2 separate regions of the Homo sapiens genome follow, and region 2 is linked to region 1. A link is an interaction called in ENCODE POLR2A ChIA-PET data of the cell type or tissue named here. Cell type or tissue: PC-9. All regions are shown on one strand. Each heading gives the region's core, and the rest is flanking DNA. Links, peaks and the distances in the headings are about the cores only. Region 1 overlaps PLD1 (phospholipase D1). Region 2 holds the start of TMEM212 (transmembrane protein 212).

What was found. Peaks named below come from ENCODE experiments on the same cell type or tissue, not always from the same donor. Only the 100,000 strongest peaks of a DNase experiment are listed, where the experiment ranks them.
Region 2: POLR2A ChIA-PET joins it to region 1 with 21 read pairs; 3 of 35 experiments call an interaction of 5 or more read pairs at or near these places.

The regions. Positions count from the first base shown.
Region 1 is chr3:171,651,034-171,663,487 of GRCh38, forward strand. PLD1 (phospholipase D1) reads right to left here. Exons shown (of 27, transcript NM_002662.5): 20 at 11,027-11,137; 21 at 8,180-8,268. Among named protein-coding and RNA genes, the nearest start is that of PLD1, 150 kb to the right of the region's middle. In PC-9, for the core only: no CTCF peak of the experiment used is centred there; no DNase peak of the experiment used is centred there.
Region 2 is chr3:171,833,831-171,846,284 of GRCh38, forward strand. It overlaps TMEM212 (transmembrane protein 212), which reads left to right and starts at 9,519. Exons shown (of 5, transcript NM_001164436.2): 1 at 9,519-9,712. The coding sequence starts at 9,554. In PC-9, for the core only: no CTCF peak of the experiment used is centred there; no DNase peak of the experiment used is centred there; H3K27ac peaks cover 198 bases.

The sequences.
Region 1 (12,454 bases), core at 2,542-10,541:
TCTCTGCTGCATAAGCCCCTCCTCCTTCACCCACAGTCCCTCCTCAGCATGAAGGACAGTTAGGAGAAGCTTGATCTGCTCACAACTGGGTCTCAGGGTCTGGCAAGAAGGCCCCGAGGAAGCTTGATATGCTTCGCTAGTGACAAGACACTTTATTTTTTTGAGAATTTGAGATTTATAGTTTGTATTTCATTACTGTAAACTTCAAGAGCTGCTATAAATCGTCTCGTTGTAGATTTTGCAGCAGTGAATACTGTCAGAAATAGGAAGAATTGTGGTTAGGGCTTAGGGTGTGTGTGTGTGTGTGTGTGTGTGTAAAGAGAATTTTATACTATGGTGGTATCAATTATGTTGGAATTGGATCTGTAGCTTCTTGGTCGTTTGGGACATAACCCCTTTTATTTTGTGCTTGGCAAATCCTTTAAAAGGAGAAGATCCTTCTGGGCTTCAGTTTCCTCATCTGCACATGAAAGAACTGGCTAAAATCATGACTAGTCCACTAGAAATGCTGGCCCTATTTAGCACTGACTTTACCTATCCTCTATGTGACTTCATAGATTATGAACTATTATATATTGTGCACAAACACACATCAGTTTTCTCATTGGTTATCTTTTGAAAATGGCAAGCTTTCAAACATAAGAATGCTGAGGGATTCCCCAGCATGTTTGACTTAGACTTCACCCTGGGCTTGATAGTCTTTGGCAAGCCTAGCCCTGAGTGGCCCCCAAATGAGGTTATATAGAACCTTATACTAAACTGTTCCCACTATGGCCCAGACGGTTTTCATTGTCATTTTTAAGTCTCCTTCTTCCTTCCTCTCTTTTCCAGGGCACATGCTCAGGCTCAAAATGAGTGCTGGCCCCTGCCCTGTGCTAATCTTTACATTTCTCTATCTGCTGAGGTTACCATTTTATACAATTTTTAGAATAGAATAAAAGCATTTACATGACCTAAATCAAAAGGTCTCCTGCCACGATCTGTTGTCATCTGTGTCCCAAGGTAACCTCTTCTCCAGAAATCGTACAGAGCTTGGGAGTTATCCCACAAGAAAAAATGTGAAACCAATGATTGGCATACTTAGATAAAATGTGTTTTGGCCAGGCGCGGTGGCTCATGCCTGTAATCCCAGCACTTTGGCAGGCCAAGGCGGGCGGACCACGAGGTCAGCAGATCGAGACCATCCTGGATAACACAGTGAAACCCCGTCTCTACTAAAAATACAAAAAAATAGCCAGGCGTGGTGGCAGGCACCTGTAGTCCCAGCTACTCGGGAGGCTGAGGCAGGAGAATGGCGTGAACCCAGGAGGTGGAGTTTGCAGTGAGCCAAGATCGCGCCACTGCACTCCAGCCTCGGCGACAGAGTGAGACTCCTTCTCAAAAAAAAAAAAAAAAAAAGGTACTGCAGTTGAATTTTCTTTAAGACAAGGCTTCTGAAACAAGCCCAACATGTCTTTTCAGTTTGGTACAAAATTATAGGATATGGTAATTATGGACATAGATTTTTCTTTAAACCCAAGAACTTTTAATCTATCAAACATTGCTTTTAAAAAATAAAACATTCATCTGATTTTTTTTTTCTTTTTGTGACAGGGTCTTGCTCTGTTACCCAGGCTGGAGTGCAGTGGTGCAATCATGGCGCACTGCAGCCTTCACCTCCCAGGCTAAGAGATCCTCCCACCTCAGCTTCCCGGATGGCTGGGACCACAGGCATGTACCAGCACACTCAGCTATTTTTTTTTTTTTTTTTTTTTTTTTTTTTGTAGAGACTAGGTCTCACTATGTTGCACAGACTGGTCTTGAACTCCTGAACTCAAGTGATCTTCCTGCCTCGGCCTCCCAAAGTGCTAGAATCAAAGGCATAAGCCACAGTGCCCAGCTCATTCAATTTTTTATATTTCAAAATAAAGTATTTTTCATAGATTTCTGGGAGGCTTACCATTCGAAAATTTCTACATCCCTTGAAATGGGGGAAGCTTTGTAGCTTACTGGTAAAAAGCACAAGTTGAGGTCCTACAGACATGGTTTGAGTCCTACTCCTATCCAACCATAGCTGTATGACTTGGCTAAGTTATCTAATTTCACTAGGCCTCAGCTGCCTCATCTGTAGAATGGGAGTAATTACACAACCAATCCCATAAAGTTGATACAAAGACTGAATGAGGTAACACAGGTATAGCACTGATTATGTGGAAAGACTCAGAAACTATTTGGTAACATTTTTATTCAATTATATCAATTGCTGATTTCAATTAGAAGGCTTGCATATCTTCAAATAACAACAAAGTAAATAGCATCTAAAATTAAAACAATACTAAACTAAACACATATTATGCTTCAGAATACATTTTGTTTTACTTTATATTTTGGGGAGAGTGTTATCAGATCAATAACAGGGAAATCAAAAATTGATTCCCAGGAAGAGTCAGCTATAGGTTTCTGGCAGCAAACCTCTAGACAGAGTGTTGTAATCGTGTGCCTAAACAAGTCACATGATGAACAACAGCCAGTCGTGAGAAACCAAAACAAATTTTTCTTATCCAGAAGTAGCCGTCCAATAATTTAAAATACGGAACATTTAAGCATCTTTTAAATTAAAACATTTCTTTTTCTAGCATAAATACTAATTTTGAAACAGCTGATTTGAATATGATGCCTCTTTATCCTTGCTTCAATTTACAGTGAACAACATATTTCCAGATGATGAATATCATGGAAATGCTATAATAAGTTCTTACATGAACTGGTGCTTTACAGCTTACAAACTACTTTCACATATATTCATATAAGCTACGTAGAACAGATAATATTATTCGTGGTTGGTGAAGAAACAGCGTGTCAGAAGGACAAACTGACGTACTCAGAAGGTCACATACCTGTGGATAACAGAGCTGGAGAGAATCCAGGTCTCCAGACATCTGGTCCCCCAATAATTTCAGATTTCCCAGTGTGGTATTTCCCATACCACCCACTTACAGGCAAGCAGTAGCTCTTCTACAGTTATAAGAAGCATGAGGGGCACTTTGGGAGGCCGAGGTGGGCGGATCACTTGAGGTTAGGAGTTCAAAGCTAGCCTGGCCGACATGGTGAAACCCCGTCTCCACCAAAAATACAAAAAAATTAGCTGAGTGTGGTGGCGGGTGCCTGTAATCCCAGATACTCGGGAGGCTGAGGCAGGAGAATTGCTTGAACCCGGGAGATGGAGGTTGCAGTAAGCCAAGATCACACCACTGCACTTCAGCTTGGGTGACAGAGCAAGACTGTCTCAAAAAAAAAAAAAAAAAAAAGAACATGGTAAGTTTGAACAATGTTCAAAATTGTTGTTTTAATGTAGTTTAATAGCATATTTTTAATGCAGTTTAATATTAAAACATAGAAGCATTAAGTCAACTGACTATTTTCATTGTGTGTGTCAACTGTTTGTTGCTAACACTATAAAATGCACTTTCTCACTTCCTGACTTTCTACCAAAGCAGAAAAATTATGCATGTCAAGTTTCCATGTGCAAAGATCTGAGAATCTCCTCAGAAACCATTCATTCATGGCACACAGTGTTTAAAAATGTGTCTACCTGGATCAGTTGGTCCTATCTTTTGGCTTAGTCAAACATGGCATAAAACAGTAAATTTTAGACTGTGGATTATGATTTTTTTTCTCTCTGATCGCCAATCACATTTGAGCTGTCAAAGAAAGGTTTCAAGTGGGTTGGGCAGCTGGCTTCAACTCTGAGACAGTTTTACTTATTAGAGTGAAGATTTGTTTTTTGTTTTTTTTTTATTCTGATTCCCCCGGCTGTTCTGAGGTCAGCATGGGGTAAACATGAGTCTGAGGCTCTAGGTCATGTCAGAACATGAAGGCTTTGCAAAACTTATTTCTATAAAGAATTATGGCTGTTGAGAAGGAACCAGAGGAAGTGAGAGGAACTGAGAAATTGCTTAGGGGAATTGTTGTGAGGCTGGATTCCAACGCTGGCAGAAAAATACTTAGACCAGTCCAGGGAGTTGGCAATTTGAAGACTCAGATTTCTCCAGGGTAGGAGGGACCTGGCAGAGGGCCTGTATTCTTTGGTGAGGCCTGGCTGACTGCGGACTGTCATTTCCCTCCATCTGCTTTGGGCTGCATTCTATTCTTTTTCAAATAGCCAAAATTATACTTGTTGCTAAGAATGTGACTTTGGCAGGGAAGTTCTGAGTCTCAGAAAAGTAGAGACCAGAGAAGTCTATGGAGAGAGAGGGGTAAGTTTGGGATGGCACATCATGGCACCTAATTAGTGAAAAGGGGTCACCCCAGGGTGGCAACCTGCAAAATATGTTGTTTCTTTCATTTTTTATTTATTTATTTTTTTAGAGATGAGGCCTCATTCTATCTCCTAAGCTGGAGTGTAGTGGTGAGATTATAGTTCACTGCAGCCTCATACTCTCAGGCTTAAGGAATCCTCTTGCCTCAGCCTCCAAGTAGCTAGAACTACAGGCACACCAAAACATCTGGATAATTTTTTATTTTTTTGTAAAGACAGGTGGTCTCAAATTTCTAGCCTTTAGAAATCCTCCCGCCTCCGCCTCCCAAAGTGCTGGGATTACAGGTGTGAGCCACCACACCTGCCCAAGATAAGCTTTTTAATTCTGCCTTTACCTTGCCTAACACAAGCTCACAGAACACAAGCTCACAGATTTGAAATTAAGTGAAAATATATTTTACAGTTGCAATTAACATAGGGAGATTAACAAGAATGCAGAGACGCCAGGGGTGAGGGGAACATAAAATATGTTTTGAGAATGTGTGTGTGTATCCACTGAAAGTCTAAATGTGTGACATATGTACCATTTTGAAAATGTGTCTGTCAAAAAAATGAGACTATTGAGAGATCAGAGCTAAATGACACAGGTTTATTTGAAATTTGATGAACTAATTTCCCATTTTTCACAAAGCAAACTTGAAATTGCCAGTCTTTAATGTGCTCTGTCAAACTCCAAGTGTAAGATACAATCTGCAACAGGTGCTACTTTACCATAATTTTTAAAGTCACAGATCCCTTTTCCTTTCAGGAGCAGCTCATAAGATCACTAGGAAATGTTCTATCAGAAAATATCTTGAAGTTTCTTGTAGCCCTAAAATACTATAATTTTATTTATTTATTTATTTATTTATTTATTTTGAGACAGAGTCTTGGTCTGTCACCCAGGCTGGAGTGCAATGGCATGATCTCAGCTCACTGCAATCTCCACCTCCTGGGTTCAAGCAGTTCTCCTACCGCAGCCACCTGAACAGCTGGGACTACAGTCATGCACCACCAAGCCCAGCTAATTTTTGTACTATTAGTAGAGACAGAGTTTCACCACACTGGTCAGACTGGTCTCAAACTCCTGACCTCAGGTGATCCACCCGCCTCAGCCTCCCAAAGTGCTGGGATTACAGGCGTGAGCCACCATGCCCAGCCTAATTTTATTATTTTAGAAGTCCAGATTTTTAAAGACAAATTACTACAGTAAAGAAAAATATTCTTTCAGGCTTCCAAACACTTAAAAACACATCTTTGGAACAGTATAAAATACCGGGGCCAGGCCCCGATCCAGGAAATTATGATCCAGTAAGCCTGGAGGTGAGTCAAGCTCTCTGTAATCTTGCAAAAGTCAGTGGTGATTTTGATGTGTAGTCACAGGTGAGATCCACTGTACACACTGCAGGATATGATGGATGCTGTAGTGTGCTGCCTAGATCCCCTCACCATGGGATCAAGACATCCATCCCATCAGCTACTGAGCATGTAGGCCACGGAATACTCACAGTGAAGTCCTCCAGGTATGAAAAGTATGGAGTCCTCCATAGGTGAAAGGGACTTGCCTCACTCAAGGTCATCCCCACTCCCTAGGGTCAGCCTGCATCCAATGGCTGGTCAATAGGGGAAGGGAACTACAGGCCCAACACATTTGCCTCAGCTTGGGGAAGCCCTGAATGGGTTTTTAATCCTAACCATCAATGCACTAGAGTCATGTGGTGTGAGGGGAAGCATTGGGTTGAAAGTCCAAAGATTTAGGCTCAAAGCTGTTTTTTGCCTATTGTGGTTAGTGGCCTAGACAAGTCACATAACCTCTTGAATCTCAGTTTTTAATCCTAAAAATGGGAACAGCAACAACAGCAATAATAACAACAATAACAACAACAAATACATGACCTACTCTCAAGTGTAGTTGTGAAGATTCAGTGAGATAATGTAGTTATAAACTGTGAATCACATAAAATGCTGATAGTTACTGTTATAATATGTCCTTAAGTATAAAAGTCCCCAAATATTATGTGAAAAAAGATATCAAAGTACCACATGACACTGGAAGTAAAAAGTGTTTTAATTCCCAAATGCATATGCACTTATTCTTCACTGCGTGCATTCAATGACTTAAAGTAATGAAATATAATGGTTTTGCTTATGTGTTTGTTCTGCTACTTTTAAATGGAGCTGAAATCAGCCATAAGAAGAAATTGTCCCTGGTGCCAAGACAATTCAATGTGGAAAGAATAGTCTTTTTAACAAATGGTGCTAGGGCAACTCTATATCCATCAACAAAAGAATAAAAAGTTGGGCCCCTAACTCACCCCATATATAAAAAGTAACAAAATGAGTCAAATATCTAAATGTAGGAGCTAACACTATAAAATTCCCAGGAGAAAACAGGCATAAATCTTCATGATCCTAGATCAGGCAGTGATTTCTTAGATATCACTATCTATATTCCTTAGATACCAAAAGGACAAGCGATACAAGGAAAAAAATAGATAAGTTAGCTTTTATCAAAATAAAAAAAATTTCTGTTTCAAATGACACCAGCAAGAAAGTAAAAAGACAAGCCATCGAATGGGAGAAACTAGGAATCATATATCTGATATGAGACTTGTATCTAGAATGTATAAAGAATTCTTACAACTCAAAAATAAAAAGTCAAATACCCCAGTGAACAAATGGGCAAGGGATTTCAGTAGACATTTCTCCATAGATAATACACAAATGGCCAATAAGCACACACAAAGATGCTCAGTATCATTAGTCATTAGAGAAATTCAAATGAAAATCACAATGAAATACCATTTCTTAAATGGTATTTCACACCTACTAGAATGACTATAATCAAAGAGAGAGATAATAATAAGTATTGGCAAATACAGAGAAACTGGACCTCTCATATACTATGGGAATATAAAATGGCAGAGCCGCTTTGGAAGACAGTCTGGCAGTTCCTCAAAATGTTAAACATAGAGTTAGCTATAACCTGACAATTCTACCCCTAGAGAAATGAAAATATATATCTGCACAAAAACTAGTAAAGGATGTTTATAGCAGCATTATTTATAATAGGCAAAAAGTAGAAACAACCCAAATGTCCATCAACTAATGAATGGATAAATACAATGTGGTATATCCACATCATGGAATATTATCTGGCAATAAAAAGAAATGAAATACTGATACATGCTATAATAATAGATAAGCTTCAAGAACATTATGCTAAGACAAATCAGTCATAAAAGACCCCATATTGTGTGACTCCATTTATACAAAATGCCCAGATTAGGCAAATCTATAGAAAAAGAAAAATCAGTGGTAGCCAGAGGCTAAAAATAGAAGGAATGGGTAATGACTGCTAATGGGGTTTCTTTCTGAGTGGATGAAAATGTTCTAAAATTGATTAGGTGGTGGTTGTGCAACTCTGTGAATACACTAAAAATCACTGAATTGTATAGTTTAAGTGGCTGGATTATACAGTATGTAAATTCTATCTCAGCAAACCAATTATTAAAAAAAAAATCCCATGAGCTGAATAAATATGACATACGGTAACAAGAATTTAAATATAACCCATAGCAAAATATTATGTCTGTTTTGCTTTTTTAAGCGAACACAGCTCATAGTCTGCTATTAAATAAAACAAATCACAAACCTCATGTGTGGGAAACAGACTGGCCAGGAAGAAATTTTTGTGCCTTGGAAGAATTCAAATTCCCTAGAAAGGGCAGTCAAAAATCTTTAGCAACTGACTCAGACTAAAGGCATCAATAACCTATTGCTGGCTGAACCAAATTTAAGCTGCTAGGAAATGACAGTACTTTAAAAATGGGCTTTGCAAAGTCATTTTAGTAATAAATACAAGAACATCTGCAGCGAGAACTCTCAGCCAAAGGCTGTTACCTGTGAGCTTTCAGGATCCTCTGGGCAATGGCATCGCCTATCTTGTTGAACACAACTTTGTCATCAGCACAGCTTATGAAAAACTGGTTCTATGAGAAATAAACAAGACAATCATGTTAGTCTTTATTTTCTTAGCAATATACGTAAGAACAATACTGTAATATATTTTTTAAAATGTTTCACACAGCAGATGTGTTCTGATCACTGAAATCACATCAAGAAAGTCAACGACACAGAAAAAAAGCCGCCTCATCTCACTCAGGGTCTCATCTGATTCCAGGTCATATCACCTGTAACACTTAATCAAGTGGAAAGTTACACTATATTATTTCACCATGAGAATTCCTTATAGGTGATTTTCTAAATTACATTCTCAGAATACTTAGGAACACTGCAAATTTAATCAATGGGGAAACTAGTTTTTTTCAGATTCACATGTTGTATAAATGCTTATGATTAAAAATTCTATATTGGCAAACATTCTATCTCATGCTAAGCTTGCTTTTTTAACAGAGTAGATGGTAAAGCCTGGTCTAGTTTTCTCCACCCTTTCTCCATTATTTCCTGGTATCTGCTTTCACCTTGTCTTGTTTGTCTGGGTCTCTTATTATCTCTGAACTTCTATTTTAAGTAGCCTCAACTCTCTTTTGTATGTTGCATATATATAAGCCAGTTAATAAAATAAAAAATGTTTTTTTCCTCTAAGTACTTCTGCTATTTATATATCTACAAAATAGTCTTTAAAACTGTTACTAGAAAACAAGTTACAACATTATCATAACAATGCAAAATATTTTGTTGCTGCATAAAGGAATGTGAAAAATTTGGTGCAAATATTACTAATGTTATGTGTTCAAATAGAATAGATTGTTATAACACATCTGTAATTTATAAGGACAATTATCACAAAGTAATATTTGCTAATCATCTCAAGGTAAAGAGATATATATGTAACAACTCGTAATTATCATCCCTTTGTGGCATTATCATTTTTATGACTATATAAGCTTTTATACTTAAGTGCATAAATCTGTAAAATGCCTCCAGAAGACAAACTTACAGGAAGACACGGTGCAGAAAGTCTTTTGAGAATGTGATTCCCCTTAGGGCATCAGACAATCAAAATCTCATTGGCAACCAAACCATGTTTCTTTTTCTGAATTCATATTATAAAGAAGCTTAGCATGCCTCAGCAGCTGTAAACACAGACTGGCTACATGTCATGTCCTTTACTTCTCCTTTTTTGGAAGAGTCGGATGAATGCTGACTGCTTATCTTGACTAGAGGAGTGTCAACCAGGTCTATGTCCCAACTATGTATACCTACATGGCGTTACTGACATCATTTAATACTACTGTCACATTAAAAAGAAAAGCTGATTATTTTATTTTTTATTTTTTTTATTTTTTTGAGATGGAGTCTCACTTTTGTCACCAAGGCTTGAGTGCAATGGCATGATCTCGGCTCACTGCAACCTTCGCCTCCCAGGTTCAAGTGATTCTCCTGCCTCAGCCTCCCAAGTAGTTGGGATTACAGGTGCCCGCCACCATGCCCGGCTAATTTTTTTGTATTTTTAGTAGAGACGGGGTTTCACCATGTTGGCCAGGCTGGTCTCGAGCTGCTGACCTCAGGTGATCCACCCGCCTTGGCCCCCTCAAAGTGCTGGGATTACAGGCATGAGCCACCGTGCCCGGCCAGAAAAGCTGATGTTAATGCTACTAAAAAGAGATGAAGCAAAATGATTCTGGGCAATAGATGAGCCAGCCTTCACATCTTTCCATCTCTATGGTATAATTGTTTAAATTAATAATACTAATAGCATTACTAAGCTCCAGACTTTATGCAGAGTTCGCTCATTTTCCACTAATGTCCTATATCTATTCCATGATGCCATTCAGGATACCACACTGCATTTAGCCAGCTAATATATTATATTTAACTTAGGTTTCTCTAGCCAGGCTCATGAAACAAATAAAGCTCCAATTCTTCCCTGCTTGTCTCTAATGAATTGTTGCTGTGCAGAGCGGGAGAGGGCCAGGACCCAAGGGGAAGAAAAACAGGGCTAGAATGGTTTTCCTCAGTTAACCCATTCCCCTATCTACCTTTAAAAAATTCAATGGGAAAGAAAAGACTCAAATAAGGAAGGAAATTATGCTATGATTTATTTTTTCCATTATTGTGACTTTTTATTTTCTCAGGGTTTTTCAAGTTCTCTGAACTATTTTTATATTCACTTTGAAGAGTAATTTAAGTTCCCAAACTAAACTCAGTGTCCCCAGATTTTCTCATATGCTCTAAAAATTCTGGGATGAAAAAAAGCTTCCTAATCAATAGTAGTTCACACAGGATTGAAGAAGGTGGTACCTGCTCTTAATGTTCTCACATCTTCCTTTTCCACGTTCTTTTCCCTGCACTCTCCCTACTCCGCCATGCCCAAACCAGTGGCATCCAGTGGTCTCTATTTTAGCAACTCACCCCTGTGTGTGCTCTCCTGAAATAGAACTTGCTTCACACTTAAACCCTCCAACCCAAGCGAAAACAAAACTTACCTATCCATGTTGGGGTATTTCTGTCTAATACTATTACAATGAGTTGATGATGCATTTTAACAGCAAAGATTTGTGAGACTCCCAATAGAATCTTGAGTTAATGACAATGCAGAGCCAGTTCCAGGTATGCTTGGGAGGTCAAAATTCAGGTGATATGAACCAGAGCTTCTCCAGCACTTTTCACGCCTCAAAATATACTTATTAATATGAGGGGTCCTAAGTTTGGGGACCCTGAAATCTCTGCATGATATTTAAGGGAAGGCAGTTTCTCACACGAATTTACATGAGCAAGACTTACTTCGATATAGATATAGTGCCTGCTGTTCTCTATCACATGGACGTAAGCGGCGTGGATGGACTCTTCATGGTACTTTATACCAGCAGACCAATCAGCAGCAGAGCGGAGCAACTACAAGGCAGCAATCAGAAATGAACAAGTATTAGCAATGGAGAGGACATCAGATATATTAATACAATGAAGTCACTCCTTTTTCTTCCAGACGACTGAATGATTACAGTGGCTTGAGTGTCATGTGTGAACCAAAGGAGAGTAGTGGGGTGGGGAATGCTGCTAAGGAAGAGGGGAGAAAGGGGGCAACTGGTCCTTGGATGTAGTCCATAAGGAAGGTCCTCAGCTGGAAATCACATCCTGAATATACCCTCTTTCATCCAGGATTATTTTCATTCAAAACTGGAAACCACAAATTGTGGTTTCTACAAAGACTATTTCAGAAGTACCTCTTCTGATGGCTGTGAGTATGGTAACCATTTGTATTCCTTTCCTATGACAGTCCCTCAATTATACCAGAATCCCTGTTGTTCTGGTGCATTTATTCAGAGCACCCATCTTTACTCTTAAAAGGGTACTGGTTTGGACCATATGGTATGGCCATCCTAGCTCTGACTTAACAATGTGATTATTCCTTTTCCCCTAAATAGATATTGTTCAGATTAATACATTCTAAAAGGTAGGTCATTTGGCATGTGATCTTCATTCTACCTTTAATAGCTGTCTGTTCCATGGCACGCCACTTTAGTCTAAACTTTCTAATGGCATAATAAAGGAAATTAATCACAGGAAAGAGAACTGGGGCTCAGAGAAGCAAAGAAACTTGCATGGTGTCACAGAGGTACTAGCATCAGCATCACAGCTTGAACTTGCTTTTTGTCATTCCATATCCGAAGTTTTTCTACTATGCCACACTGTTTTGCCACTTCATCACATGTGTGTGGCATGCCAGTCAATTTGGGATTGATCCCATCACCTCAGATTAAACCCATCGAAGTGGAGCTCCTGACTTTTTTCTCTAAACCATTTCCCATTTCAAATACCCCACTGGCCAGGGGCATACCATCATTCTATTAGTCTTTGGCATGCCTCTTCTCCTTAGCGTCTATATTCAATCTCACATCTACTTCAGTTTATTCTTTGGAGGATTTCTCAGATTTGCCTCTTTCTCATCGCTCACATTGCCTCGCTCTACGCAGACACTCACCTGTCCAGGCTGTATTACTCGAGCTTCTTCTCGCTCAGACACCTGAATATAGGTTATATACACTGATGCAGAGCAGGACTGTCTAGGTTCAAAGTCTGGCTCAACTATTTACTGGCTGTTGATCGTGTTTCTTAACCTCTTTGTGCCTCAGATTTTTGTTCTATAAAATGGAGTTCTACTTTATAGGGTCATAGAGAGGATTAAGTGAATTACCGTGAAATGTGTAGCAG
Region 2 (12,454 bases), core at 3,063-11,062, 180 kb after region 1:
TGAACTAATCTAAATCATGACTCATCTGTCACTAGATGGGGTTAAAGCATTTTCATCCTCTGTTACCATGGGGAGAGAAAGGTTCTGGATGACTATCCTTTCTCCCACTCAGCATGTGTGGGATTATTAAACCCCAAATAGAACACTGCTAAATGTTTTTTCATATTTTGTTTTTCTATAAACAAACTTTATCTGTGGCCTTGTAGCAGTTAGTCAGTTCCAGGAAACGCACAGCTAACAATGTCATTCCCCCTGTATTGCGCATAATATAAAAAGAGTTTAAGTAAATATTTGAATTAGGACAATTTGAAAAATTTAACTTTGGAGTTCCCTAGCATTTATTGACCACTTCTTTTCAGGATAGCTATTTCAGCTGATTAAACATGTCATACCTGTGCCATTTAAATGAAGCTAGTTCAATGTAACATACTATATAGTAGCAGAGTACGATTTTAGAAACTCAGCATTTGCAAAAGGGAACTCAAATTAGAAGGTTAAGCTCCTGTTGGGTATCAAAGAGAAGCTGGTCTATAAATAGCAGTATAGCAACACCTAGTGCTAAACACAGATATAGCAGAAAGATAATCAGTCACAACAGCCTTATTCAATATTAGGTTAATATTGCAATTGGATGACTTTTTTCTTGGTATTTTAACTGGAATTCTTTTGTGAAATGGCAGACTTGGACTGGCTGGTCTCAAAGGTCCTTGCTGGCTCTGCCTGTGATACTCCAGTTGGGTTATTACTCTGTGCCTTTCATTGTCATTGCCCTACATTCTTTTTAGTCTGTAAGATAAAGGGGTCTTGCAGAGGCCTAGCTTTTATCTTTTATGTCAATCTGCGCTGTGTGGATTGTGTGGAAGAAATGGAAGGGCTTACGTACTAGGAAAATGTGATGTGGAAGTCCCACAAACATCCGTTTCTCGTATCGTGCCACTTTAAGAAAAATAAAAACAAAAACAAAGGCAGGATATCTGGGTTGTTGAAAAGAGAAAATAAATTGTGAGCCTTTCGATACAAAACTGATACCCTCAATCTGCCTTCAGTAGGTGATGTTTAGAGTGTGTGACCTGGCTCCTTATGTCATACGGATGCACTTAGTCGTTCAATTTTCCTGTTTTAGAAAAGACCACATTATCGTCATATGAAACTACAATAGAAACATGAGTTTGCATAGCCAAATTTTTCCAAGTTAAAATGTTAATATCAGTATCTTACTTTTCTACACAATTAGGGGAAAGTATTACCTATGCAAAGAGGTCTGCTGAAAGAGAGAAAAGATTTTAATATGTAGAGATATTAATACATAAAACCACAGGCCAAGCAAAAGATCTATTAAATTAGATAGGTCATCATGAACAGCAACTACTTTAAAAGTCAGCAGTGGATTTAAAAGGTGTTTGTCAGAGCTTTTTCCCAGAGGCAGAAGTTCTTGCCGGACTTCAGGCAGTTAGTCTGCGATGTTGCATCTTCCTCTATTTAACGCAGAGTCATGTGTCAATGTGTCGTGTGCTGACATAGCAAGCCCAAAATAATCTCAGCCATGGGTCACTTCAGTGCAGCTCTCCCATGTATCTACATACAACGCATGTAAATTCACAATGCAGTTTCCAGGTGAGCTAACCTGGAAGATCTTCTTTGTATTTCAGTGTGGATTTTCATAAAGAAGAGGGCTGGAGCAGTTTAAGACCAAAATATTAAATATCGCTTGTTTCTGAGGGAAGGCCTGAGAAGCTAGCTTTCACAGCAAACTGGTCTGTATAAACTAGCAATTGTAGCCTTCGTGCAGTGGCTCATGCCTGTAGCCCCAGCACTTTAGGATGCTGACATAGTAGGATCACTGGAAGCCAGGAGTTCAAGACCAGCCTGGGCACATAGCAAGATCCCATCTATACAAAAAATAAAACTCAAAAAAATTAAAACTAAGTAAACTAACAACTGTGATGATAAGCAGTGGTTTCATTCATTCACTCTCATCCATTCATTCATTCATTAGTTCATTGACTCAACAATACTTTCTGTGCATCTACTATAGACCACAGGCATTGTTTTTGGCTCTGGGATACAGTGGTGAATAAAACAAAGTCCTTGCCTTCATGAAGCTGTTATTCTAATTGGGAAGACACACAGTAAAGACATAAGCCAAGAGCTATGAAGAATAAAGTCAGGTGGTAACGAGGCCATGAAGATCCATAAAGCCAGATAAAGGGATGGAGAGGGGGAGATTGGTAAGGGAAAATCTTTGAGCAGAGATGTGGATGAAGTTGAGACAGTGAACCAAATTGTTTGTACCAACCTTAGCTCACTTTGCTTTTCTACATGTGTTGAAATATACAGAAAATTGAGGCTCATGATATTTTTAACATTGCTTAGAAAACACAGAGCCAGGCACAGTGGCTCACGCCTGTAATCTCAGCACTTTGGGAGGCTGAGGCAGGCGGATCATGAGGTCAGGAGTTTGAGACCAGCCTGACCAACATGGTGAAACCCCATCTCTACTAAAAATACAAAAATTAGTCAGGTGTGGTGTTGCGCACCTGTAATCCCAACTACTCGGGAGGATGAGGCGGCAGGATCACCTGAACCTGGGAGGTGGAGGTTGCAGTGAGCCGAGATCACGCCACTGCACTCCAGCCTGGGTGACAAAGCAAGACTCCATCTCAAAAAAAAAAAAAAAAAAAGAAAAAGGAAAAGAAAGAAAAGAAAAGACAGAGAAAGAACTTTGTTTCATGATCAATCAGAAACTGGTTTACAGAGATATCCTCTGTCTAGTGTTGGCCAGTAGATGGGGATTTGCCTTTTAGGTCTCTGCTACACCAGATCCTTGTTGAATTCTCATTTCTCCATTCCATGTGTACCATAAACTCCATACCTACAAGTGTTACCAGTTTTTCCCCCAGTTTTTCATCCCTTTCCAAGAAGATGGGAAACAAGAGTGATACGACTTTATGTTCCATTGTCCCTTGGCCATCTTGGCATCTGCTGTGTTTGTTGGCCAGTTTTAATTATTTTATGACACAGACAACAGGAGCTGGGCTATGGTCACCAATTTGTTACTCACAGCCTGCTAATTACTTAGCTGGTAGATGCTGGCTCCCAGTTATTGCCTTTTTGTGTTCTGCTGGGGCCAAAGTGAGGCCTCCTTAGAGGAATACTGTCTGAAATCTCTTGAGCAAGAATTCAGCTGGCCAAATCACAGTGTGTGCAGTGCTTATTATGTGCCCACAGCTTGTACCAGATAGAGGGGAACACAAGTTGGCATGTCGACTCTAACAGATAAAGTCTCTTTGGGACAGGCAATCTGGTCACATAGGTATTTTTGCTCCTTTGGGATTTATTTTAAGTCACGGAATGGTAGAGACAGAAGGAGTCTTGGAAATTATCCAGTCCAACCTCCACATTTTGCTGAGAAGGACCGAGATTACGGGAGGCTTAAATTTACTCCAGGTCATACAGCCCTAGTTTCTTTCTATTGCAGCAGGTTGTTCCTTGTCCTATTCGGGAACCTTGCATATGACAACCATTCCAGTCCATCTCCACATCAATGGCAACAGCCCACTCATACAGCACTGGAAAACAGAAAACTATGCACAGAAACACTCTAGATAGATATTCTGGGACTTTTATATCAATGCACAGAAACAAACCTTTGCCTTTGCTTTTAGCTCTCTCCTCTGGTCTAATTTTTTTTAAAAGAGAAAGTAAAGAATCTCTTTATTCCATTCTTTTTTCTGTATAACTAGGAGCAGAATCAGCAGTTCTGATCAAGCCTCCTTGGTGTAAGTAAACACAGCATCATCCCATTCTTCTTATGTCCTCAGTTTGAGTACAGCCTTATAGGTTTTTGTATACTTCGTGGTAAATTTCACAGATGCATGTATATTTTTTAAAAAGACATAGTACACCAAATACTGATCTAGTGGAGAAAAGTAAAAATTACAAAATTTAGAATCAAGCATTTATAGGTTCAAAAGCAGGATTTGACACTTAATAATTGTGTCACCTTCATTTAACATTTCAGAACCTCAGTTTCACCATCTGTACAATGGGACTAATAATAGTAACTGTTGAGGGCTTTAGCAATGCACCTTCATCATTCCTCTCTCCCTTTTGCCTCTTACATGGGTATAACTGGGTCAAAAACTGTGCTTAGTTTCTCATGGATCAATTTGGTTCTTTTCTTTTTCAAAAATGCCAAGAGAAGAAACTAAGGGAATATACATTCCTTGTTTAAGAAGACTTAAAAGTTCATCCCTAAAAGCAATTTTTAAAACAAGCATCATCTAAGAATGTTTTAGAATACTCAGTTTCTCTTTTCTCATTCTACTTCTTTGCCCTTTTCCTCTATTTATTTCCCTGTTGTCCTCCCTACAAACAGCTTTTGTAAAATGTACATGAATGGCCCAAGGCTTCCATCGTTCCTCTGTCCCTGAATCAACTCTGTCCAGACCCGAGCTTTGGATCTGTGAGTGACGCAAGAAGCTGTTTTTGGCTTCAGGAATGTTTTCCTCTACATTCTGACTCCTCTCTTGTTGTTCTTCTTTCCTCTCCATCTTTTCTCCACCTCTCTTCCCCAGACACCCCCACTGTTTCTCTCTTCCTGTTTTCTTAGTTTCTTTTCCTCTCCTTGGTGGCCAAAGCACCAATCAATCACAGCTGTGGTCACAATTACAGTTCTGTCCGTGACTCCTCTATCTCCATGATAAAACAAGACAGGAGTAGCCTCTCCAAAAGGCAGACAATATCCACAGTAGCCTGTGGGAGGCTGCCTGGCGTGGACAAGTCAGCCAATAAGAGGTTTTCCTTGCAGCTGCAAGGCTTGGGAGAGTGAAACGACAGCTAGCTGTGCAAGTTTGCTGGTGACACAATGAAGTGTTTTGCTTCAAAAACCATGGGAAAATTCTGATACATTCCAGATAATTTCAAAACATATTTGCGGGTCAGATATACCAAAGGCAAATAAAAATCTGAGTTAGGTAAGCACAGGCTGATGTACAAATCTATTTAGATCCAAACATCTTGCAGATTGGATGACATTAAATTTGACAATTCCCAGTTAGGGATGATAAAAATTGAACTTTGTTCTCTTTAAACCCCAAGCCATTACAAGAAGAGCGGGTTCACTCGAAGTTGAAGTTGAATAGCTAGTAAAAAGCAAAGGGAAGTGTGCATTATGGATGAACATTGGAAAGATTTTAAATCCAGTTAAGAAACTGGACTATTTGGAAAGACACAAAAGTATATTTAAAAATACCTATATTGTGTTTGCACGGGAGGCGCACCTTCACAGTCTAACCTAATACACCTGTCCCATCATTCCGATTCTAGGAAGACAGATTCTGCTTGGTGCTGCACAGGGGAAAAGCAGCTTTTGCCTTGCATTTCCTGCACATCCCAGATTCATCAATATCATGAGGGTTATTGAGCCAGCATGGCCATATGCCTGAGCAAAACTCACGCCTTTTATTTCATGCAGTTAATACAGCTAAATCTTGTTTTTTCTTGTCTCAGCTTTTACCTTGACATTTCCAAACCTACAAAAAATGTCTCACACCTGTAATCCCAGCACTTTAGGGGGCTGAGGCTGGAGGATCACTTGAGGCCACGAGTTCAAGGCTAGCCTGAGCAACATAGCAAGATCCTATCTCTACAGAAAAAAAAAACATTAAAAAGCATTAACCAGGTGTGGCATGGCCCTATTGTCCCAGCTATTCAGGAGGATGAGGCAGGAGGATTGCTTGAGCCCAGGAGTTCAAGGTTATAGTGAGCTATGATTGTACCACTGCACTCCAGCTTGGGTGACAGAGCAAGGCACTGTGTCTAAAAAATTAAAATTACAAATTAAAACAAAATTAAACCTACAAAAATCCTGAAAAAAATTGTAAAGAGCACTAACATCACCCAGTTTCACCAATGGGACATTCTCTTATATAAATATAATGCCAATCATCCTTCCAAGGTACTTAACATTGATACTCTAGTATTATCTAAAATAAACTCCATACTTAAACTTCCTCAATTGTCCCTGCAGCTTTTTAAATGTCTTTTATGACTTGAATAATTTTGAAGAGTCCAAGCCAGTGTTTTGCAAAATGTCCCTATAATCTGGATTTATCTAATTGCTTCTTTATAATTAGATTCAGGTTAAAATATTTTTGCCAAAAATACTACACAGAAGATGGCGTGTGCTTGCATTGTATTGTATCAGGAGACAATGATGTCTGTTTGTCTTGTTTTGGGTGATGTAAAGTTTGATCACTTGGTTGAGGTGGCTGCCATATTTCTACTTGGTAGAAATATTCTTTTGCATTGTAATTTTTTTCTCCGTTTATCCAAAGGTTTTAACATCTATTGATGATCTTTGCTTTATTGCACTGATATTAACCGAGTGTTAATTTTTCTAATTTTTTCATTCCTTTTGTATGCATTAGATAGAATATTCAATATCTGGGTCTTTCTGACACCAAAGCTCATACTCTTTCTAGGACACGAGCTACCTTTTTAATACATAAACAAATAAAGCTAGTCATCTGAAGCTGCTAGGAAAAGAAAACATTTTAATTTCATCTCTCGTTTGGAGCTGCATTATCTTTTAACTTGGCAAAAATGAACTCCTTCCATAGCTTTGAAACCTACTTTAAAAATCCCAAGACTATAGCCCCCACAGAGCTGTTATTTTTAAGGCTCACATGTGAAGGAATGTATTTTAAAGAGGTAGAGAATGTTCATATCAGGTTCCCTCTCTCCGCATCACTGATGTTCTTCCACTTCTTTGAGTGTCTAATTTTGCTTGACTGATTTATTGATTGATGATTTCTTGTGTTTGGTGTGGAGGGGGGAACATTGGAATAAAAATGTCAATTTGGGCTTTCTGTTTGTTTTCAGTGGCAAAACTGGCTTGAAGTGTTTGGTGAAGCTACCGCCTTTTTCCCTGAGCCAAGATCCTGGGATCCCCTGGGTTGAGGAGAAGGTGGAGTCTGCAAAGCAGCCTACAGCGACCTTGACACCACCACCTCCTAGGAGAACTTGCAGGCCCAACTTGCAGTCAGTTAGTGCCACGTGGGATGACTAGAGGGAGCAGGGGCCCTATAAACCTTGCTGGCTGCCAGGACATGGGCACACAGACACGGCTGATCAGAGAGGAAGCCCAAGACAGAAGCAGTGACACTTTCTTTTCTTTCCTAGTAGCTGCTCTCACTGAAAATGTCCTTTTTTTAATGAAATTAGTGGGACTAGATTCCTGCGGGAAAACACACAGAGAGAAACCCTATTCTACCTCTCTTCCTTCTCTTTGTTATATTAAGTGGCAACAGCTCCTCTAATCACTAATAAATTCAGGTTTATAAGTCACAATAGCAGTGTCAGGGTTAGGCTGTGAGTGTTACAGGCACTTAAAAGGTCCTTCAAGTTAAAACAAAAAATACTCTCTTTGTTTGCCATCTTTGTACTGTTTAACATGAGTATTTCAACAGTCTTTATTTTCCAAACATGCAAACAGGAGAGAGTGATCTGACCCACAGCATATTGACATACCATCTAGCTATAACCTTGAGATAAAAAGTAAAGGAAAAAGTCAAAACAGCTCAAACCAAATACTAATACAAACAAGTCTTTCTTCACTCTCGACCCCTTCCCCCCCCATATCAGTGGAACAAACTAGCATCAACACTCATTGACGGTGGTGGATTCACATGGCTCTATACTTGTGCAGCTTCAGGGGGACAGGAGAGCCCAAATACAAAGGGGAAAGTTTAATGTATTAATCAACTAATTCAACAAATACTTATTACTATATGTATCTGCTCTGATGCAGACAAGGTTGTAGACGCTGGGAATATCTCATACATTTAAGGGATGTATAAGACTTGCAAGGTCTCTGCCCTTGTGAAATTTATCTAGTGGTGTTAGAAAAAAAAAATCAGAGAATATAGCCCACAGTGTTGAGAGGAGATAAGAAATAGCAGCTGTACCAGAAAGCATGAGTTGGTTTCCTGGATTCTGTATATCCAGGAATGCAACTGCTTCAAAATCTGGGTCAAACTGTGGAATGGCTATTAAAGACAGAAAGGCAGAAAGAAAAAAAGCAGAGAATCAGAGAGAAGCTTCTCTTTCCACCACATATGGGAGGGTCCTTTGGGAGTTTTTACCAAATTGTTCAGGAAGAGTTAAACATGATGTTTTTAAGGTGATGAATTTAAAAAAAAACCACAATAAGTGCACCTTTGTCCCACGATGGAAGGACCCCAAAGGTGGAACATCCCAATTTAACAAGAGTAACTTTCTGAACATCTTCGTTATGCTAAACTCTGGGCTAGGCATTTATGGTTTTAGCTCATTTAATCCTCTCAACCAAATCCATTAAAGATAAACACTAACTTTTATTCCCATTTCGCATACGAATAAATAGACCTAGAGAAGTTAAGTAACTTGCCCTTACTCAAGGACACAAACCTGGTAGAGAGTGGAACCAGAATCGGATCACAGCTCCATCTGACTCAAAATCGATGTCCTAAACCACTTCATTTGCATTCATAAAATTATTTTTCATCCTTTTATTTCAGTAAAAAGGAATAATGTATTAATGTTAAATAGGAAAATTATTCAGATGGCTTCAGAAACTGACCTGTGTTTTTAAGATATTTTTTTGAACAGACATCCACATATATCCAATCAGTCAAAATCAAATAACACCATTTTCTCAAATGCATGAAAAAGTAAGAGATGACTTGTAACTGCCTAAATGTACCTAAGTTCAATATCTCAAATTAGAATTATGATTCAAGAATGAATGGGGATCAGCATTTTATTCAACTGATGAATTGCTCCTCAAAGTTTATTTTATTTTATAACTGCATACATTTCCATCATCACACTTTAATTGAAAATTAAATTAATAGTAAAATAAGGTGAAACTGGTTTAGTGAAAACAATGCAAAACTCCATAATAAAGTTCATGCCCATTTGGGAATGAATCCATATCAAAAATCTTTATCAAAAATAATTGTAGTGGAATTAAACTTTGAAAGGAGGTGAAGGTCTTGCTTTGGGTTGAAATCATTTAAATTAAATATAATGAAAAGTGACCAGGGTGCTTATTTTTACTTTGTTTTGTGGGAAATTGTGCTGGGAATGTGGATCTATTGTACACAAAGGATGTTGGCTTTATGCTGGAACCACTAGGCAGGTTGAGTTGAGAAACAATTAGCTCAGTCAGCAAGCCTTTGAATCTGATTAAGCCAGGAAGTGGTCACTCCCCAGGACAGGGCAGAATGAAGGGAATCAAGGCAGCAATCCAAAGCAAGGGATAATTTTTTTCTCTCTTTCTCTTAAATAAATTGTTATTAGAATTTATTGTGTCAAATTTATGCCAAGGACTATTTGAGTACATTTCATCTTTGGTAAAACAAATAGAATCTTGTTTCCAAGTAGATCAACAGTTCGTATGTGTCGTGGCTACTGTCTCTAAGAAACTTCTATTTACTGAGGCCTGTCATACGCTCATGTTTTGGTAACAAAACATCTTTGAGACCAAGGCCTCAAGCCACCAAGGAAAATGAAGGGCCTCTACCAGGCTGCTGGCCGGATTCTTGTTACTCTGGGGATCCTCAGTGTATGCTCTGGAGTTATTGCTTTCTTTCCTGTCTTTTCTTACAAGCCTTGGTTCACAGGATGGAGTGTTCGAATTGCTTGTCCTATCTGGAATGGAGCTTTGGTATGAAAATAGTTTATTAAATATATTGAGAAAATAAAAGAAGGTGGGAGGGAAAGGGAAAACAGAAGAACATATCCTTTTAAATTGTTCTAACAATACAAAGAAGTCAAAATTCCACAAAAAATCAGAATCCGCCTTGGAACATTGATTTCTATTAATTGCATTTTAAGTATAAAAATGATCTTAATATTGTTTTATCATGTATACATGTATATTATGTATTTTTAATGACATGCTGCTCAAGAAATTCTTAAAAAGTTATTTTATTTTAATCCACTTAACTTGATATGCTAAGAAATTAGAATCTTTTGAAATGTGAATTTTGAATTTAGAAAAAAACATAAACCTTGAAAAGTAATTTTAAAATACAGAACAAAGTAAAATAATTTTCAAACTAATGCTTTCATTGCAAACACTAAGATGTACATGGCCCCAAAATTTACAAACCCCAAATATTTGTTTTTCCACCTTTCTCTTGCAAGCAACTGTTTGAACTGAAAATAACTCAATAATTTTCAATTATTTGAAAATAATTCAAATAATTCAATAATTCAAGATGGACTTCACAATTCACTAGGAAAGTACATGTGCCAAGTACAGCGTACGACACTAAGTAGTACTCCGTGTGCGCTCATTGAATCATTGCACAGATAAACGATTGGCCTGGTCCCTTAGCTCTCCAACCAAAAAAAAATGGGCACATCTAGTCTTGGGAGTAACTGGCTTCCATGCTGGTATGATTTAAGAGAAGTTACAGAGACCCACCTGTCCAACAAATCCTTCTCTCATTGATTCCTGTGACGCCTGACACTACTGGAGACTGGAGAATTCAATATTGAAGCTTTTTGATCTTAAGGAATCTTCTATTAAAATGTAGCCACTTGGCCGGGCATGGTGGCTCACGCTTGTAATCCCAGCACTTTGGGAAGCCAAGGGGAGCGGATCACGAGGTCAGGAGTTCGAGACCAGCCTGACCAACATGGCGAAACCCCGTCACTACTAAAAATACAAAAATTAGCTAGGCGTGGTGGCATGCACCTGTAATCCCAGCTACTCAGGAGACTGAGGCAGGAGAATCACATGAACCTGGGAGGCAGAGTTTGCAGTGAGCCGAGATCATACCACTGCACTCCAGCCTGGGTGACAGAGCAAGACTCCATCTCAAAACAAACAAACAAAATGTAGCCACTGTTGTGTGAGATAGTATCTTAAATCTTTAAAAAGTTAAAACTTTAACTGAGATACCACCTAAAAACTAGACCTCAGGAAATATAAATTTTAATCTACTTATTAGATAAATATTTATGAATAGCCCCCTATGTCGTTGAGTTACAATGAAGGATCCAACAAGGTCTTCATCTTAAAGGAACTTGGTCTAGTGGGGTTTGATGAATGTGTGCAGATAGACGGAAGCCAGTGGGATTATGGGAGAGTCGATGGAATGAGGAAACCACAGGGTTATCTTTCTCTTTCTCAGTTTTTTTTTCTTTTTCAATACATTCTTTTGCATCTATCACCCCAATCTTGATCTTCCCTTCTTTTCTCCAACACCTACCTGAAACCACAATTCATTCAAAGAAATATTTGTTTAAGTTCTACTGGAATGCAGAGATGGCAGTTACACTTATTCAAGTGGCTTCCAAACTTTTTTTTGGTGACTCAGAGTCAGAAAAATATTTTAGGTGAGGACCCAGAATGTACATAAATACATCTACATTCTTCTCTCTAGATAAATAGATATCTACATCTATTATGTATATACATGTATAGTAGATGTTTATATATCTATAAAACAAAAGTTGCTCAAAATAGTACTTACCCTCTATGTGAAACATATTCTGATATTTTCTATTTCATTTAATTTTTTTAAAAATTCTGATTTCACAAAGTTTAACAATATCATGATTAGAGTTCAACCCTACATTCTTTTGTTACAGCTGTTTGCCTATCCTTTCAGACTGCAACATAATACATTAAACAAATATTGGTGATTTTGATTAAGATTACAGATGATTGAATGTATTGTTCTAGGCCAAACATCTATTTTTACCAGTTAGGCCCGGAGAAATGATATGATGTGTCTCCAGCACATAGTTAATTGGTAACTGTTTGATTTCAGAGGTGGCAGCATCAGGAAATGGAGTCAGAGATAAAGGATTTAGAGAAGTGGACCTGTTTTCAAGTCCTGACTTTGATGTTCTTGGTAGGAGGTCAAAAGCAGGACCCTCAGCCAGCCAGTTCCTCATTCCCTTTATCTGTAAAATGGGGAATTTTACAGATAAAAAGAGCCCACGTGTAAAACTGTCCAACCCTAAGATGCACAGTGAGAAGGAACACAATTTAAACAAAGATTGTATAATAAAGAGCTTTGCCAATTTTAAAGCCCTCTTCAAATGCTAGTTAATACTATGCCTTTCATTTGTGCCCTACTCTCTGTTCAAGCCCTTTGTTCTTAATCCTGTGTCACCCACCTCACTTTCCTATCCTACTCCCTCGTAACCTGCTGAGTTCTCCATCCTGTTACTTCCTGGACTTCATCTCCTACCACTCTTCCCTTAGGTCACTTCTCTCCCATCACATTGGCTCCTTGCAGTTTTCAAACATGCCATGATGTGTTTCTGCCTCAGGGCCTTTGCACTACCTGCCCTCTGCCTAAAGCCTCTTCCTGAACTTGGCTCACTCCCTAGTCTCCTTCAATTCTTGATTAATTCTTTATCAAACAACACTTTTTTATGGAGGTTT